2 separate regions of the Homo sapiens genome follow, and region 2 is linked to region 1. A link is a loop called in an ENCODE intact Hi-C map of the cell type or tissue named here. Cell type or tissue: mammary epithelial cell. All regions are shown on one strand. Region 1 holds the start of COG8 (component of oligomeric golgi complex 8). Region 2 overlaps SNTB2 (syntrophin beta 2).

The links. Hi-C counts contacts between places; a loop is a spot of excess contacts. Peaks named below come from ENCODE experiments on the same cell type or tissue, not always from the same donor. Only the 100,000 strongest peaks of a DNase experiment are listed, where the experiment ranks them.
Region 2: a loop joins it to region 1, with 13 times the contacts of the local background. A loop is called at or near these places in 5 of 110 quality-filtered maps.

What each region holds. Positions count from the first base shown.
Region 1 is chr16:69,335,493-69,343,492 of GRCh38, reverse strand. COG8 (component of oligomeric golgi complex 8) reads left to right here and starts at 3,929. Exons shown (of 6, transcript NM_032382.5): 1 at 3,929-4,317; 2 at 6,781-6,988. The coding sequence starts at 3,941. It overlaps NIP7 (nucleolar pre-rRNA processing protein NIP7), which reads right to left and starts at 3,721. Exons shown (of 5, transcript NM_016101.5): 1 at 3,608-3,721; 2 at 3,401-3,487; 3 at 3,161-3,299; 4 at 2,173-2,313; 5 at 387-1,960. The coding sequence starts at 3,663. The coding sequence ends at 1,841. It overlaps TMED6 (transmembrane p24 trafficking protein 6), which reads left to right. Exons shown (of 4, transcript NM_144676.4): 4 at 1-243. The coding sequence ends at 86. RefSeq lists enhancers at 3,343-3,422, 3,603-3,722 and silencers at 4,143-4,192, 4,203-4,252. In mammary epithelial cell, a CTCF peak has its summit at 3,897; a DNase peak (open chromatin) is centred at 3,832; H3K4me3 peaks cover 2,371 bases; H3K27ac peaks cover 2,046 bases.
Region 2 is chr16:69,195,212-69,203,211 of GRCh38, reverse strand. The region is part of intron 1 of SNTB2 (syntrophin beta 2); the gene reads right to left. Among named protein-coding and RNA genes, the nearest start is that of SNTB2, 12 kb to the right of the region's middle. In mammary epithelial cell, no CTCF peak of the experiment used is centred here; DNase peaks (open chromatin) are centred at 1,231 and 3,671; H3K27ac peaks cover 478 bases.

The DNA of each region.
Region 1 (8,000 bases):
TTCTTTCTGGGATCCTGCAACTGTATTTCTTGAAGCGTCTCTTCAATGTTCCAACAACTACAGATACAAAGAAGCCAAGATGCTAAGCTAAGGTGACTATAGCACCCTGGCTGTTTTCTTCTGGGGCTTAGTCGAATCAGCTTTGTAATGTTATGGGACAAAAATCAATTATCTCATTAATGTTTTAGTCTGCTGCACACATCTAAAAAAGCAAAATGGCAATAAAATCATAACAGTGAAAAAGTTCTGAAGAAGTATGTATTAAATGTATGCATCAAAATACTGTTCATCATATAGCAGTCCCTTAGCCTTCACTGAGTCTACTTAGAGGCTAACAGAAAACCTTAGAAGGAAGATGAGTTGAAAAAGGCCACAATCAAGTTTGCTTACATATAAAAGCAGGAGTTGGTAATGTTTTATTCTTAAAGACTTCACCTTTGGAACTTAAAATAAGCAATATATTCATTAAAGAAATAGTTTAATTTTGCAATACAGATAGTCTTTAAATTTTTTGTCTATAAAATATTTAAAGAAATATTCTAAGGATCTTAAAGTAACTTTGGGAGGCACGGGGAAGGACAAAGGGACTGAATTTTTATGTCGTGGCCTCTGATCAGTGCTTTTAGTCCAATCCAGTCAAGTAAGTAAAGGTTCATAGAAAAAATTGTTTTATAAAATCATAGTGATGAAAAAAACTTTCCAGCCTAGCGTCATCCCATCCAAGAAAAATACTGAGAAAACAGCTTGTAAAAAAGAAGGTAATAAAATCAAATTATACTCATAAAACTCTACACTTAATAACAGGAATACATAATATATATAATATAAAAATAATTACCATTTATTCCATACCTATCATTTCCAAGGCACTGTACACTGTACTAGATGCTTTACAATCAGATGGAGTCTCACTCTGTCACGCCCAGGCTGGAGTGCAATGGCACCATCTTGGCTCACTGCAAGCTCTGCTTCCCCAGTTCAAGCCATTCTCCTGCCTCAGCCTCCCAAGTAACTAGGACCACAGCCATGTGTCACCACACCTAATTTTTTTTTTTTTTTTAGTAGAGATGGGGTTTCACCATGTTGGCCAGGCTGGTCTCAAACTCCTAACCTCAAGTGATCCGTCCGCCTTGGCCTCCCAAAGTGCTGGGATTACAGGCGCGAGCCACTGTGCCCAGCCTACAATCATGATTTCTAATTCCAAAAATCAGACTTTCTAATTCTCAGGTAGATGGCCAAAGCTGATTTTCAAGTTTTGTGTCTTTTTAAACAGAAGAAAATGAACCTTATTAAAGCTGAATGACTCATTCAAGGCCATATAGCTGGTAGGTGGCAGAAGTGGGGTTTGAACCCGTTTTTCTTCTATACCACACACCAATTACTGTATAGAAAAATAGCTGAATTGCTCCTATTAGCCAAATTTCATTTTTAAAACCCCACATGTGGTTTATTATTCTGTTATGGCAATGTCTATGTTGCATATTAATAAAAAAGAAAATCCTTGTGTTTAGAAAACAGTGTTATCACAGATAACAATAAGCTATTCTTGTTCCTGGTTCCAATGATTTTGAACCTATTTCTCAGAACAAGAAGCCCTCTGATTCAAATATGAAACAGTATTCTATTTCGTCACAAAGATCTGAAACCCCATTTTTGAGCCATCTCTGTATATAATAAGAATCCAGCCTGCATTTGTCAGTGATAGAGAGTACAGTAAATAAGAAGTCCCTGAAGAGGCCAGAGTGTTGACAAAATTCAACATGATGGTGGAGTCCACACAAACACAGGAAACAAAGCTCGGCCTTTCCATACAGCCGTCTGTCCTTGGAATGGCTTCGTTTTAAGTCAACGTCTCTTCATGCCGCACATATTCCCCAATGTCTGCTTGATGAAATACCACAATCGCCATGGGGTCTACTTTTCTGCAGTCTTGTGTAGATTTGGCTGCCACCCCAAAACCCTGGGATTCAAAAGAAGAGACACTAACTCACTGAAGTCATTCAATATGCCCATATTGAGGGCTGGAAATAACAAAGACGGAAAAAATACAGTTCTGGTCTTTCTGGGATTCAAAACGTGCTGAGAATTTATTCTCTCAAGCACTCAGATTGAAGACATACCCTTCTTGAATAAGAGTACTTGAGTTCTGTAACAGCTACCATCTCTACTCACCAAAGGGATGTCTGCCATGGAGTACACCACCACGCCCTGGTACTGAGAAGTATTTTCAGTGATTCGACCCAGACCAGATTTCAACACATGGTTCCCATACAGGAAGGACTGCTCTGCACCAGGCTTTATCCAAACTTTATACTATAAGAGAATTAAAATCCAAGAGACATAAAAACGTTACTATTTCTATCCATGCAGACAAGCTAGCTGCTGGATCTGTGAATAATTTTCTGAAATAATTTTAAGGGAAACAGAGAGACTCATGTTTTCCTCAAACTGTCTATCTCCTGAACAGAAATGCAGGAAGTTGCCCGGTGCAGTGGCTCACGCTTGTAATCCCAGCACTTTGGGAGGCCAAGGCAGGTGGATCACTTGAGGCCAGGAGTTCGAGACCAGCCTGGCCAACACAGTGAAACACTGTCTCTACTAAAAACACACAAAAAAATCAGCCAGGTGTGGTGGCACATGCCTGTAATCCCAGCTACTGAGGCACAAGAATCACTGGAAACTGGAAAGTGGAGGCTGCAGTGAGATCGCACCACTGCACTCTAGCCTGGGCGACAGAGTGAAACTGTGTCAGGAAGAAAGAGAAAGAGAAATGAAAAGAAAAAACAGAGCAAGAAAGAAAAAGAAAAAAATAGAAAAAGTTATTTTCTCAACTCTACAAGGATCATCCTCCATGGCCAGGTTAACAGCTCTTTTTCTGGACCCCGGTGTCTTCATTGCTGCCACTTATTTGCTTTCTGATCTCTAGCTGGGTCTCCCTAGGCTCTTCTACTTCGCTGGAGAAAACTAACCCTACGCAGCCACATAGCATTCCTATCCCATAGCCCTGACCATGCTCAAGCTGCAAGACCTCTACACATCTCCATGTGCTGAAACTCCTCCAAGCACACTGTCAGGGACTCTGTGGGAGAGAAGCTGCCGGACAATCTGCCTAATCCTTGACTTCATCGCCCGTGGCAGAATTGGAAACCGCCCCACAAACCTTGGCATAAGGTGCAAGGTAATCCAGAGCTGTGACGTGCAACCGAAACTTGTGGGTTTTAGTGAATTTTCCAAAGCAGGTCCCCAGCGACACCAGCTTGTCCCCGGAAATATTGGCGGCCAGCTTCATAATCTTCTCACTAAAAGGGTAAAGGGGGAGCAAGGTTGCGGATGAAGGAGGCTCGTGGGACCCAGGACCCCTCTCCCCTGGGTCCATGCTGCCTGCCCGGCCCCGCCTCACCTCACATAGTACACCCGGTCGTTGTGCAGACGGAAACAGTAGGTGCCATCGGGCCGGTCCACCAGCAGTTGAAGATTCTCCCCAATGCTGAGGGCAAAAAGAGGACTGGAGACCGCGCCCGAACGAACCGGTCTCCGGCACCGCGCCCCCACTCCACCCTTGGCCACCACACCCACACACTCCCGCGTCCGCCCCGCGCGCTCCTACTATTTCGCTATCTTCTCAAACATGACACGGGTCTCCTCTTCAGTCAAAGGCCGCATTTTTCCCCCTGGGTTGGAACACCGGATCCTCGTGCCTTGGTAACTGGAAACGGAAGTCGGTCGCTCGCTGCTCCCCGGCAATCCCAAAGCCTTCCTCTCTAGCCCCGTACCAATAGTTCGTCTCGCTAGCGCCCAATAGTCTGGACGACCGCAGGGGAAAGCAAGCCGGCCGGATGAGAAAGCATAGAGACCGGAAATGTGCCTGTTTCTTCCTGTCCTAAGTTCGGAGTCAGCGCCCCTTGTGGTCCGGAAGGGAAGTGACGTTGTTGCTGGGAAGATGGCGACCGCGGCGACTATCCCATCGGTAGCCACGGCCACAGCAGCGGCTCTCGGCGAGGTGGAGGATGAAGGGCTCCTGGCGTCGCTGTTCCGGGACCGCTTCCCCGAGGCCCAGTGGCGCGAGCGGCCCGATGTGGGCCGCTACCTCCGGGAGTTGAGCGGCTCGGGGCTGGAGCGGCTGCGGCGCGAGCCCGAGCGCCTGGCGGAGGAGCGGGCGCAGCTGCTGCAGCAGACGCGCGACTTGGCCTTCGCTAACTACAAGACCTTCATCCGCGGCGCCGAGTGCACCGAGCGCATCCACCGCCTGTTTGGCGACGTGGAGGCGTCGCTCGGCCGCCTGCTCGACCGTTTGCCCAGCTTCCAGCAGAGCTGCAGGTGCGACGCGCCTGGCGCTAAAGGGGTTTTATAACTGTAAAAGCTGACATTTACGATGGTAGAAATAACTAACACATAAAGCGTTTACCACGTTCCAGGTTCTCTGCTGAGCGCTTTATTAATCCATTTAAACCTCACAACAGCCTTCGAGATAGGTACTGTTATTCCTTTTTTATCTTTTTTGAGACGGAGTCTCGCCCTGTCGCCAGGCTGGAGTGCAGTGGCGAGATCTCGGCTCGCTGCAACCTACCTCTGCCTCCTGGGTTCAAGCGATTCTCCTGCCTCAGCCTCCTGAGTAGCAGGGACCATAGGCGCGCGCCACCACGCCCAGCTAATTTTTTTGGATTTTTAGTAGAGACGGGGTTTCAGCATGTTGGCTGGGATGGTCTCGATCTTTTGATGTCGTGATCTGTCCGCCTCGGCCTCCCAAAGCGCTGGGATTACAGGCATAATCCACTGCGCCCAGCCCTGTTATTTCCATTTTACATATGAGCAAGTCAAGACAGAGATTAGTGACGTCCAAGGACACAGCTAGGAGGTTTCGAATTCAGAACTGGTTACCCAGAAGCACGTCCCTCCCTCGAAGGGCAGTTGTGGGCACAAAGAAAAAGGATTCATGCAAAGCTCTTATTATCGGGTCTGACACAGTTAACATTATAGGTGTGAGCTGAATATATGTGCACATTTATATACTTATTTTATACGAAAGCGTGGACCGGAGGTCATCTGCTTCAAAACTTCCATTGACGGGAAGGTGACAAGGAAATCCTCGCATTTGAGGGCATCAGATATCAAAAAGTCTCTCCATTTGGATGGCTGGATGTGGTGGCTCAGCCTGTAATCCCAGCACTTTGGGAGCCTGAGGCTTGAACCCAGGAGTTCGAGAGCAGCCTGGCCAACATGGCAAAACCCTGTCTCTATAAAATAAAAAATTAGCTGGTCGTGGTGGCGTGCGCCTGTAGTCCCAGGTACACAGGAGGTTGAGGTGGGGGGGTCAGTTGGGCCCGGGAGATTGAGGCTGCAGTGAGCCATGATTGTGCCACCGCACTCCAGTTTGGGAGGTCGAGGCTGCGGTGGGCTGTGATTGTGCCACTGCATTCCAGACTGGGTGACAAAGTGAAACTCTCTTAAAAAAAGAAAAAAAGGCTGGGTGCGGTGGCTCACACCTGTAATCCCAGCACTTTGAGAGGCCAAGGCAGGCGGATCACGAGGTCAAGAGATCGAGGCCATCCTGGCTAACATGCTGAAACCCCCATGTCTACTAAAAATACAATTAGCTGGGCGTGGTGGCACGCGCTTGTAGTCCCAGCTACTCGGGAGGCTGAGGCAGGAGAATTACTTGAACCTGAGAAGCGGAGGTTGCAGTGAGCCAAGATGATGCGTGCCACTGCACTCCAGCCTGGTGACAGAGCAAGACTCCGTCTCAAAAAAAAAAAAAAAAGTCCTTTGTGAGTCATATTCTGTCTCCATTATCCCTAGTTCTGCCTTCCAGCCTTTCATGATTAAAGTTTAATTTTTCTTTTGAGCCTTTGGATATTTGACAGCAGCTTTTGTACCCTTCCATGCTCCAGAATAGATAGGGGACTTGATAAAGCAGGTCTCTGCAAATATGGAGAAGTGTTGAAAGTAGACTGTGGCAGGAACTATGGTTGAACATTAGCATAGGAGAAGATGAAGACCTGAGGGGAAAGATTGTGGATTCTAGGCAGTTAGTGCTTCATTTTGAAAATAATGATAGCTACTGTTAAATATTTAACTGTGTCTCTTTTACTATTTTTACTTTGACGCATTCGCTCTGTTTCAAGTTCTATGTTAAATGCTTCACACACATCATCTCATTTAGTTCTTACACCCTTATGAGGAGGGTCCTATATACTTTTTTTTTTTTTTTTTTTGAGACGGAGTCTTGCTTTGTTGGCCAGGCTGCAGTGCAGTGGCGCCATCTCTGCTCACCGCAACCTCCACCTCCTGGGTTCAAGTGATTCTCCTGCCTCAGCCTCCTGAGTAGCTGGGACTACAGGCGCGCACCACCATGCCTGGCTAATTTTTTGTATTTTTAGTAGAGATGGGGTTTCACTTGAACTCCTGGCCTCAAGTGATCCGCCCACCTCAGCCTCCCAAAGTGCTGGGATTACAGGCGTGAGCCACTGCGCCTGGCCCTATATACCGTTTTACTAATGAGGAAATAGGTTCAGAGAGGCCAAGTACCTTGCCACAGCCAGCAAGTGGCATATCTGGATCTCCATCTGTTAGATTTATTAATTGTATGTTTTTGGACAAGTTGCTTAACCTCTCTGGGATTAAAAATTTCCTCAATTGTAATAATACTTACCTTATAGGTGGGGTGTGAGGAATAAATCAGATAGATCATCCAGCCCAATGTTCATAGCAGGTACTTGGTAACTGTAGCTAAGGTTTGGGTACAGAGCAGTGAAGGATCAACATTCTTCTGATTATTACTAGGAACTTTGTGAAGGAAGCCGAGGAGATCAGCTCCAACCGCCGGATGAATAGCCTGACCCTAAACCGGCACACAGAAATTTTGGAAATACTGGAGATTCCTCAGCTCATGGACACCTGTGTCCGGAACAGTTATTATGAAGAGGCCCTGGAGCTTGCAGCCTACGTACGCCGACTGGAGAGGAAATACTCTTCCATCCCTGTCATCCAGGTAGCCACCTTGCCCAGAGAGGACTCAAAGTAATGTTCTTGTAATCATTTATTCTGTGGTCAGGACTGAAGCTTTAGGTAGAAACTCTTGCATGTTTCACATCAGTTTCTGCCAGCCAGGTATGCCTGAACAGAAAACATTCATTTATTCAAAATACATATTAATCATGTGCCAAGCACTGCTCTATATGCTGGGGATACAGTGTGAATAAAGTGGTCCTGGCTCTCATGCAGCTTACGTGCTAATGGGAAGTCTGATAATTGACAAAGAAATGATATCATTTCAGATAGTGGTGTCTGAAGAAAAAAACAGGGAATGGGGTAAGGGAGTCTAGGGTAGGTTTCTTTAGGTAGGGTGATCAAGAAGGACTCTTCTAGGGAGGTAACATTTAAGCTGAGACCTAAATGAGAAGGAGGTGCCAGCCCACAAAGATCTGGGGAGAGAGCAAACCAGAAAGTGTGAAGAACAAGTAGAGAGGGCTGAAGTGGGCAGAAATTGAGGTGTTTAAGGGATACAGAGGCAGCCAGGGTTAATGGATTGTAGCAGCGGGAGAGCACTAGGAAGCAGGTGAAGATGGAGAGCCAGGTAGGGCCACCAGTGTAAGTCCCAACAAGTGGTTGGAATTTTCTTGATTGCAGTGGGAAGTCACTGGAGGATTTTAAGCTTTTTTTTTTTTCTTTTTTTTTTTTGAGACAGAGTCTCGCTCTGTCCCCCAGGCTGGAGTGCAGTGGTGCGACCTTGGCTCACTGCAACCTTTATCTCCCGGGTTCAAGTGATTCTCCTGCCTCTGCCTCCCGAGTAACCGGGATTACAGGCCTGCACCACCACACCCACCTGATTTTTATATTTTTAGTAGAGACGAGGTTTCACATGTTGGCCAGATTGGTCTCAAACTCCTGACCTCAAGTGACCTGCCTGCCCACGGTGCTGGGATTACAGGTTTGAGCCACTGCACCTGGCCAGGTTTTAAGCTTTTTAAGCAAGAGAGTTAACTAACCTGATCTTTGTTGGT
Region 2 (8,000 bases), 140 kb after region 1:
ACCCCATTTCTACTAAAAGTACAAAAATTAGCCAGGCGTGGTGGTGGGCGCCTGTAATCCCAGCTACTAGGAGGCTGAGGCAGGAGAATTGCTTGAATCCGGGAGATGGAGGTTGCAGTGAGCTGAGATCGCGCCCCTGAGCTCTAGCCTGGGCAACAAGAGCGAGACTCTGTCTCAAAAAAAAAGAAAACAGGCTGTGCACAGTGGCTCACACCTTTAATCCTAGAACTTTGGGAGGCTAAGGTAGGAGGATCAGTTAAGGCCAGGAGTTCAAGATGAGCCTGGGAAACATGGCAAAACCCTGTATCTACAAAAAATACAAAATTTATCAGATGTGGCCAGGCGTGCTGGGTCACGCCTATAATCCCAATACTTTGGGAGGCTGAGGCGGGCAGATCACTTGAGGCCAGGAGGTCGAGACCAGCCTGGCCAACATGGCGAAACCCCATCTCTACTAAAAATACAAAAATTAGCCAGGCGTGGTGGCACATGCCTGTAGTCTCAGCTACCTGGGAGGCTGAAGCACGAGAATTGCTTGAACCCGGGAGGCAGAGGTTGCAGTGAACCAAGATCATGCCACTGCACTCCAGCCTGGGAGACAGAGCGAGACGTCGTCTCAAAAAAATAAAAAATAAAAAAAAAATTACTGAATGTGGTAGTGTGTGTCTGTAATCCCAGCTACTCAGGAGGCTGAGGTGGGAGGATCACCTGAGCCTGGGAGATGGAGGCTGCAGTAAGATATGATCATGCCACTGCATTCCAGCCTGGGTAACAGAGTGAAACCCTATCTCAAAAAAGAAAAAAAAAAATTCTAACAGTTCATAAAGTTCACAGCCTACATTTAGTATGAATAGTAACTACCATACTATTTTCCATTATAAACTAAGAATGTATGTTTGTTCAAAGTAATGCCTACTAACTAGGGACATGTGAGGAGTTACTCCTTGTTTTCTTTATAAGCCTTAAGATGAAAGTTAGGAAGCACATGAACAATGAGAAAGCCTCCAAGTCAGAGAACAGAGGAGACAGGGCCAGAAACTCTAGCCCCTTCATTAAACAGTAAGTGACTGCAAAGAAGTTTGCCTCAGTCACGGTTAAATGTGAAGGGATAACTGAAAGGCTGGGGACAAAAAGGTACAGCTAAACATCACAGACACTCAGGTAATGGCTGAAATTATAGGTGCAGATGAGCTAAACATCAGGTGTAAACAAGGAGAATGAGTCAGGGCCCTATCAGCTTGTGTTGCTTCACTGGTCTGCTCCTAAACTAAGCAGCATTCGTTTCTCCAGACATGCAGACTGATATCCTGAAGCAATTTTCCATCCAGGTATGAAGCACAGAAGAAGAGGACAATTAACAATTTTAGAGGCACTCAAAAAAAATAATAATAATACTATTGAATTCTCATGTTTTAACCAAACTCAAAATTATTACCCTCCAAATACGAAATCTAAAATAACTATTCAAACTCTTTTTTCTGACAATCTGAGAATAATTTCTCAAACATTTTTGGTTTTTTGGTTTGCTCTGGGCTTTTTGTTTTGTTTTCTGAGAAGTATTGTTGACAATAATCTAACAAAATTAACATTCCTTTCAGCTGTACACTGTATCCAAACCTGGCTAACACCCAATGATTTAGCAACGTTACCCACCCTCAATTTTAAACACACATCTCTTTCATAAAGAATTTTAGATTTCTTCAAATGGATAAAATACCTTACTAAGCAGTATTAAAGGATTTTATGTCCCCGCCTCCCTAATCCTTTCCATTTTGCTATGTTTTTTCCTATTCAGCACCACATCAACATCACATAAATAAGTTGGCCTGCTGCTTTAAATACAGATCTACATTTAAGAGAGTTTTACAAGTTATAAGATGGCAACTTTTTGGCTTAGTGCATTCTCTCCCATTTATTGGTGTTAATGAGGAGTCCTTCTAGTTCAGTGACATTAATACTATTTCAATGCTAGCAATATACAAGGTGCTTAAATAAAAGGTAAAGAAGCCATCAAAATCCATTAAATAAGCATCTGTTCACATGTAATATTTATTATTTCAGGTGGTAACTTTTAAGCCAGGATGCTGTTTTCCTATGGCTTTCCTGAATGTTCTGCTTTCAAACCAGGCCCCTGGAGGCCCTGAAAGTGTGATGAGGAGTAATTATTTTAAAAAGCAGAGAAATGACTCGATTTGTCTGAGTTTTCAGTGACATATAAACGAATTGGCTGCAGCAACTCGGTAAAGTGTTTGGTAAAAGTTACAGAGCAGTCTTCTGCCATTACCCCACAAGAAGAAAATAATGAGGATCTCTCAACTTTATCAGTCAGGTGAGGGTAAAGTAAAAGCAAACAAAAATAGAGTCAATATACAAACATTACTTCAAGATGGATCACAGGGCCAGACTCGGTGGCTCACACCTGTAATCCCAGAAATTTGGGAAGCCAAGGCTGGAGGATGACTTGAGCTTAGGAGTTCAAGACCAGCCTGGACATTGTAGCAAGACCCCCATCTCTATTTAAAAACAAAACAAAAATAAAATAAATAAACGAAACAAAACATAGTACAATATAATGAAAACTCATGTACTCAATTTTATCACTGTTAACATTCTCAGTTTCACTAACAAAAAACCCCCATGAACCTCTCCTTGACGCCATTTATCTTCCTCCTGCTCTAGCAGTTATATCCTAAATTTGATGTATCACGAATGTGTTGTTTTTCTTGTATTTCAACCCATGGGCCTGAAAAATAAAGCATATTCCAAAAGCATTCATACCTGTAATCTGATGTGTATTCCACCCTTCTAGTGGAAGGATGGTACAGTCTGGAGGAGTAGAATGCCTGACAGAAAAATAATTTCATACTAGCGTGCTGATGCTAAGAAATAGGTATTACATTTCTGTAAAAGAAATTGATTCCCCATTTTGTCAAAATACGCCTAATATCTAAATTCCTAAACTCACTGTAAGCAAATGTGCTTGACAACAATGGCCAACACAAATAAGTATATTTATGTTAAAAATGTCCCCCTCCTTTGGGAGGCCGAGGCAGGCGGATCACGAGGTCAGGAGATTGAGACCATCCTGGCTAACACGGTGAAACCCCATCTCTACTAAAAATACAAAAAATTAGCTGGGTGTGGTGGCACGCATCTGTAGTCCTAGCTACTCAAGAGGCTGCGGCAGGAGAATCGCTTGAACCCGGGAGATGGAGGTTGCGGTGAGCTGAGATCGTGCCACTGCACTCCAGCCTGGGCGACAGAGGGAGATTCTGTCTCAAAAAAAAAAAGTCTCTGTCTTCCCAGTAATAGCATGGATCTAAAATAAAACATTTTTTAAAAGTCCCCCTTTCTCCTGATTTTTCACACTAAAAAGTGGAAGGAATTATTTGGCATCTAAGTCTTAAACTTTGGCCTTTTTTTTCAATTTTCATTAAGATTGCAAATCTTCATTATGAGAGTCTTGCCCATTCACTAAAGAACAAATGAAGACACCTCAAGGTACACAATAATCAGTGACAAAATTAACTGCAATCTAGATTGCTCAATATTTCTCTCTTTGCTAAGTGATTCATCTGCGCTTAAGAGAAAAAGATCGCCTTTTTTTTTTTTTTTTGAGGCAGTGTTTCACTCTGTTGTCCAGACCTGGAGTGCAGTGGTGCAATCATGGCTCACCAAAGCGTCCACCTCCCAGGCTCAAGTGATCCTCCCACCTCAACCTCCCAACTAGCTGGGACTACAGGCGTGAGCCACTGCGCCAGGCCAACATCGCTTTAATTAATGCTGCCTGTGTAGATTTGAAGGCGATTAGCTGCTAGTTAAAATGAAAGGTGGAAGAGCAAAAGCCGATTTATCTGCAAATCTACAACATAAAATATTTTATCTGGCACTTCACATCTTTAGCACAACAAATGAAGCTCACAATAAGGTATTGTAAATCTTGAGGTTCCATCTGAATCATCAAACTAAGATTCAATTATAGCTAAAATATTTTTAGTGTTAAAAATCATTATTATAGGCCAGGCGTGGTGGCTCACGCCTGTAATCCCAGCACTTTGGCAGGCTAAGGCGGGTGAATCACCTGAAGTCAGGAGTTCAAGACCTACCTAACCAACACGGAGAAACCCATCTCTACTAAAAATACAAAATTAGCTGGACATGGTGGCGTGCGCCTGTAATCCCAGCTACTCGGGAGGCTGAGGCAGGAGAATCACTTGAGCCTGGGAGGCAGAGGTTGCAGTGAGCCGAGATCGTGCCATTGCACTCCAGCCCGAGCAACAAGAGTGAAACTGTCTCAAAAAAAAAAAAAAAAAAACATTATTATATTCTAAATCTCTGACAATCCATGCATTTGCGTACAGTCAGTTCATATTAACTCTTCATTCTCTATTTCATATTTAGAATTGTAAAATATGAGCTGGAAGGGATCTTATTTTTAATAGGTAAGAAACATACTGCTTATAATGCTGAAATTATTTTTTGCCAAGGTCACACAAAGTTAACAGCCATCCGAAATGTTTTGCTGTATTTTTTCCCAAGAAAAATCAGGTAATTTTTGTAACTACATCCAGATGTTTGGAGATGTCTTAACAATCTCAAAGATTTCTTTTCAGACCCAAGCACAGAAGAAGTAGGAGAGGATATGAGAAATAAAGAGAATAATGGGAGGAAACATGTAAGTGGTAGAGGAATAAGAATGGACTACATCTTCCTACCAACCACACACAAACTCCTTAAAGAGAAGCAGAGGCAGAACGTGCAATGAAGACATTTCTCTTGTCAAAAATACACATGTGAAAAATAGGCCAGGCATGAGGACTCACATCTGTAATCCCAGCACTTTGGGAGGCCGAGGCTGGTGGATTGCCTGAGCTCAAGAGTTCAAGACCAGCCTGGGCGACATGGCGAAACCCTGTCTTACCAAAAGTACAAAAAACTAGCTGGGCGTGGTGGTGTAGGACTGTAGTCCCAGCTACTCAGGAGGCTGAGGCAGGAGAATCGCTTGAACCCGCGAGGTGGAGGTTGCAGTGAGCTGAGATTGCCACTGCACTCCAGCCTAGGCGACAGAGCGAGGCTCTGTTCCCCTACCCCCCAAAAAAAAAAAAAAAAAAAATCAACTCTGTTACATTGTAAAGGACAACAGAGATCAATATCAAAACATCTCTGGTGAAGAATGGTTTCCAGAATTCACTTTAGTCTTTCATTGCTGTTTTTAGCAGAATTTGTATTTGCCCAGAGCCAGTTTAATTTTTTCAATTACTTTGTGTTCATTGTAAAAAATATGTATTTTTATCCTAGAATGTAATTAATAATCTTTGAAGAGACAATACAGAATCCATAGTACTCAAAAAAATTATCTACACTACTAGTGGTTTTCTAAAATGTTGCCATCCCTTACTGCAATGAAAACAGAGCTAACAATGTAAATACTTTTACTGGCCAACAATTACAGCAAAATGAGGCAAATCAAAGACATTTAGTGTTCAGTAAAACAGATTTTGTTTCATTTGGGCAAAGATTTACTTGTAAAGATGAATATACTTTGGAGAATGCTACTTTGTTAAAACTGGTGTTTTCCAAAAGTAAAATAACATAGTAATATATCAAAAGTAAAAGCAGTAACAAAAAAGTTTGGCTAGAATAATTACAAAAGAAAAATTAATTTTTACATTACAAAACAGTTTGCAGATAATGAATACAATTATTACAAGATATTTCAGAAGTCAGTTATATTACTAATAAAATATTTAAACTATTTTTAAAAAGGGGTACAGAGCCTTGAAAATGGGCTATTTCATCAAATCTGTTTGCTGAAGTTTGAACATCACTGCTTGTTCCAGTCTTTGCTCTCTAGACATGCCTTTCCCCTCTAAACATGCCCTCCATCCTTCCCACCACCCACACCTATTCCATGTCCCACCCTTCTCTCACTTGACCCAAAATACATTCCTACTACTTGCTCACTTATTCCAAGTTCTCTCAGCATTTGTCTACCACTTATAATGTATGAAATACTTTGGATTCACTTATGTGCAGTTTATTAGTATTTACAAACCCATTTTGGGTACTTCTTAAAAGTAAAATCTTTGGGGCTTACATATTCTATTTCTCTCAGAGTGTCTAACAGAGTGTAGTTATTCAATATGAGTTGATTAATTACATACAGCTTTAGGTCCAGCATGAAAAAAAAAAATGAGGAAAAGACTGAGAGACATTAACTGGATAACCTCCAGATAGATGCAACAACACAGAATCCAAAGCACAATTTTCCTGAAAATTAAGCCAATCATAACAATAAATCCTGTCTTTAGACTTGCTAGCTTCTTAACCCAAACTGATCCACCAGAGAGGCAGTCTATTATAATGGTTAATATCAAAGGCTGTGTAGTTTGATAAATCTGAGTAACTAATCTTGCCTCTATCACCTACAAATTCTATAACCTTGCACTGACTGTTTAATCTTCCAGGACTCAATTTATTTATATTTTATATGGGGATGATGCCACCTGACTCACAGGGCTGTTAAAAGAATAAGTTGTGGCCAGGTGCGGTGGCTCACGCCTGTAATCCCAGGACTTTGGGAGGCCAAGGTGGGCAGATCACAAGGTCAGGAGTTCGAGACCAGCCTGACCAATATGGTGAAACTCCATCTCTACTAAAAATACAAAAATTAGCCGGGCATGGTAGCGCGTGTCTGTAATCCCAGCTACTCAGGAGGCTGAGGCAGGAGAATCGCTTGAACCCAGGAGGCAGAGGTTGCAGTGAGCCGAGATCACACCACTACACTCCAGCCTGGGTGACAGGGCCAAACCCCATCTCAAAAAAAAAAAAAAAAGAAAAAGAAAAGAAAAACAAAGTTGTGATCATAAAGAGCTTAGCAGAGTAAGCTCTCCATAAGTGTCATTATTATCTATTTTGATTCCTTTTGTTTTTAAAAATGTACAACTTAGCCACTTTTGTTTTTTCTCTTTTTGAGACAGGGTCTTGCTCCATTGCCCAAGCTGGAGTATAGTGGCTCAAACATGGCTCACTGCAGCCTCAATCTCCCGAGCTCAAGTGATCCTCCCACCTCAGCCTCCCAAGTAGCTGGGACCACAGGCACTCGCCACCTCACCTGGCTAATTTTTTACATGTTTTGTAGAGACAGGGTCTCGCCATGTTGTGCAGGCTGGTCTTGAACTACTAGGCTGAAGTGATTCCACCTGGACCTCCCAAAGTGCTGGGATTACAGGTGTGAGCCAACATGCCCGGCCAAAATTATTTTAAGCCCTATAGCCTGTTATAGTGTACATAAGTTAACCTAGCAACCACCCCACTCCAGATTTTATAGTCTGGTGAGGCTGCCAACCTCAATACACAAGGGATGGGCACGTGACACAGGTCTAGATTGCAGTCTCCATCATTTTGGTAATAGTGATAGGTCCGAGGAACTGGCAAAGCAGAACTATTGGAGTCCTTCCTATCTCCAAACTGATAATGTGAGTGGTAAAAGAACCCTCCAGTTTTTCTTACAGGGGTTAGTTATTAAGTTAAGGCAATATGTTCCTAGAGCTGCAGGCACCATCTTAGCTGACTATACAGAATTAGACCCTCCACAGCAGGAGATGTTGCAGCCAAGATAATTTGAGCCTTTGGATCCCACTGAACCTAAACCTAGATCCACCCCCGGTCTCAGGAGTTACATAAGGCAATACATTCCACTTCTGCTTAAATTAGTTGGTTTTGGGTTTCTGCAACCAAAATAATTCTTACTAAAAAAAAAAAAAAATGCAAACCAGGAACAGTAATTAGTTCATGCCTGTAATCCCAACTACTCCAGAGGTTAAGGCAAGAGGATCACCTGAGCCCAAGAGTTCAGGGCTGCAGTAAGCAATGATCATGCCATTGTACTCCAACCTGGGCAACAGAGTGAAACCCTGTCTCTAAAAAAAAATAATAACAACAAATAGATACTTTTTAAAAATTAAAAATAAATCATATACGTCTATTTTGATAAACAA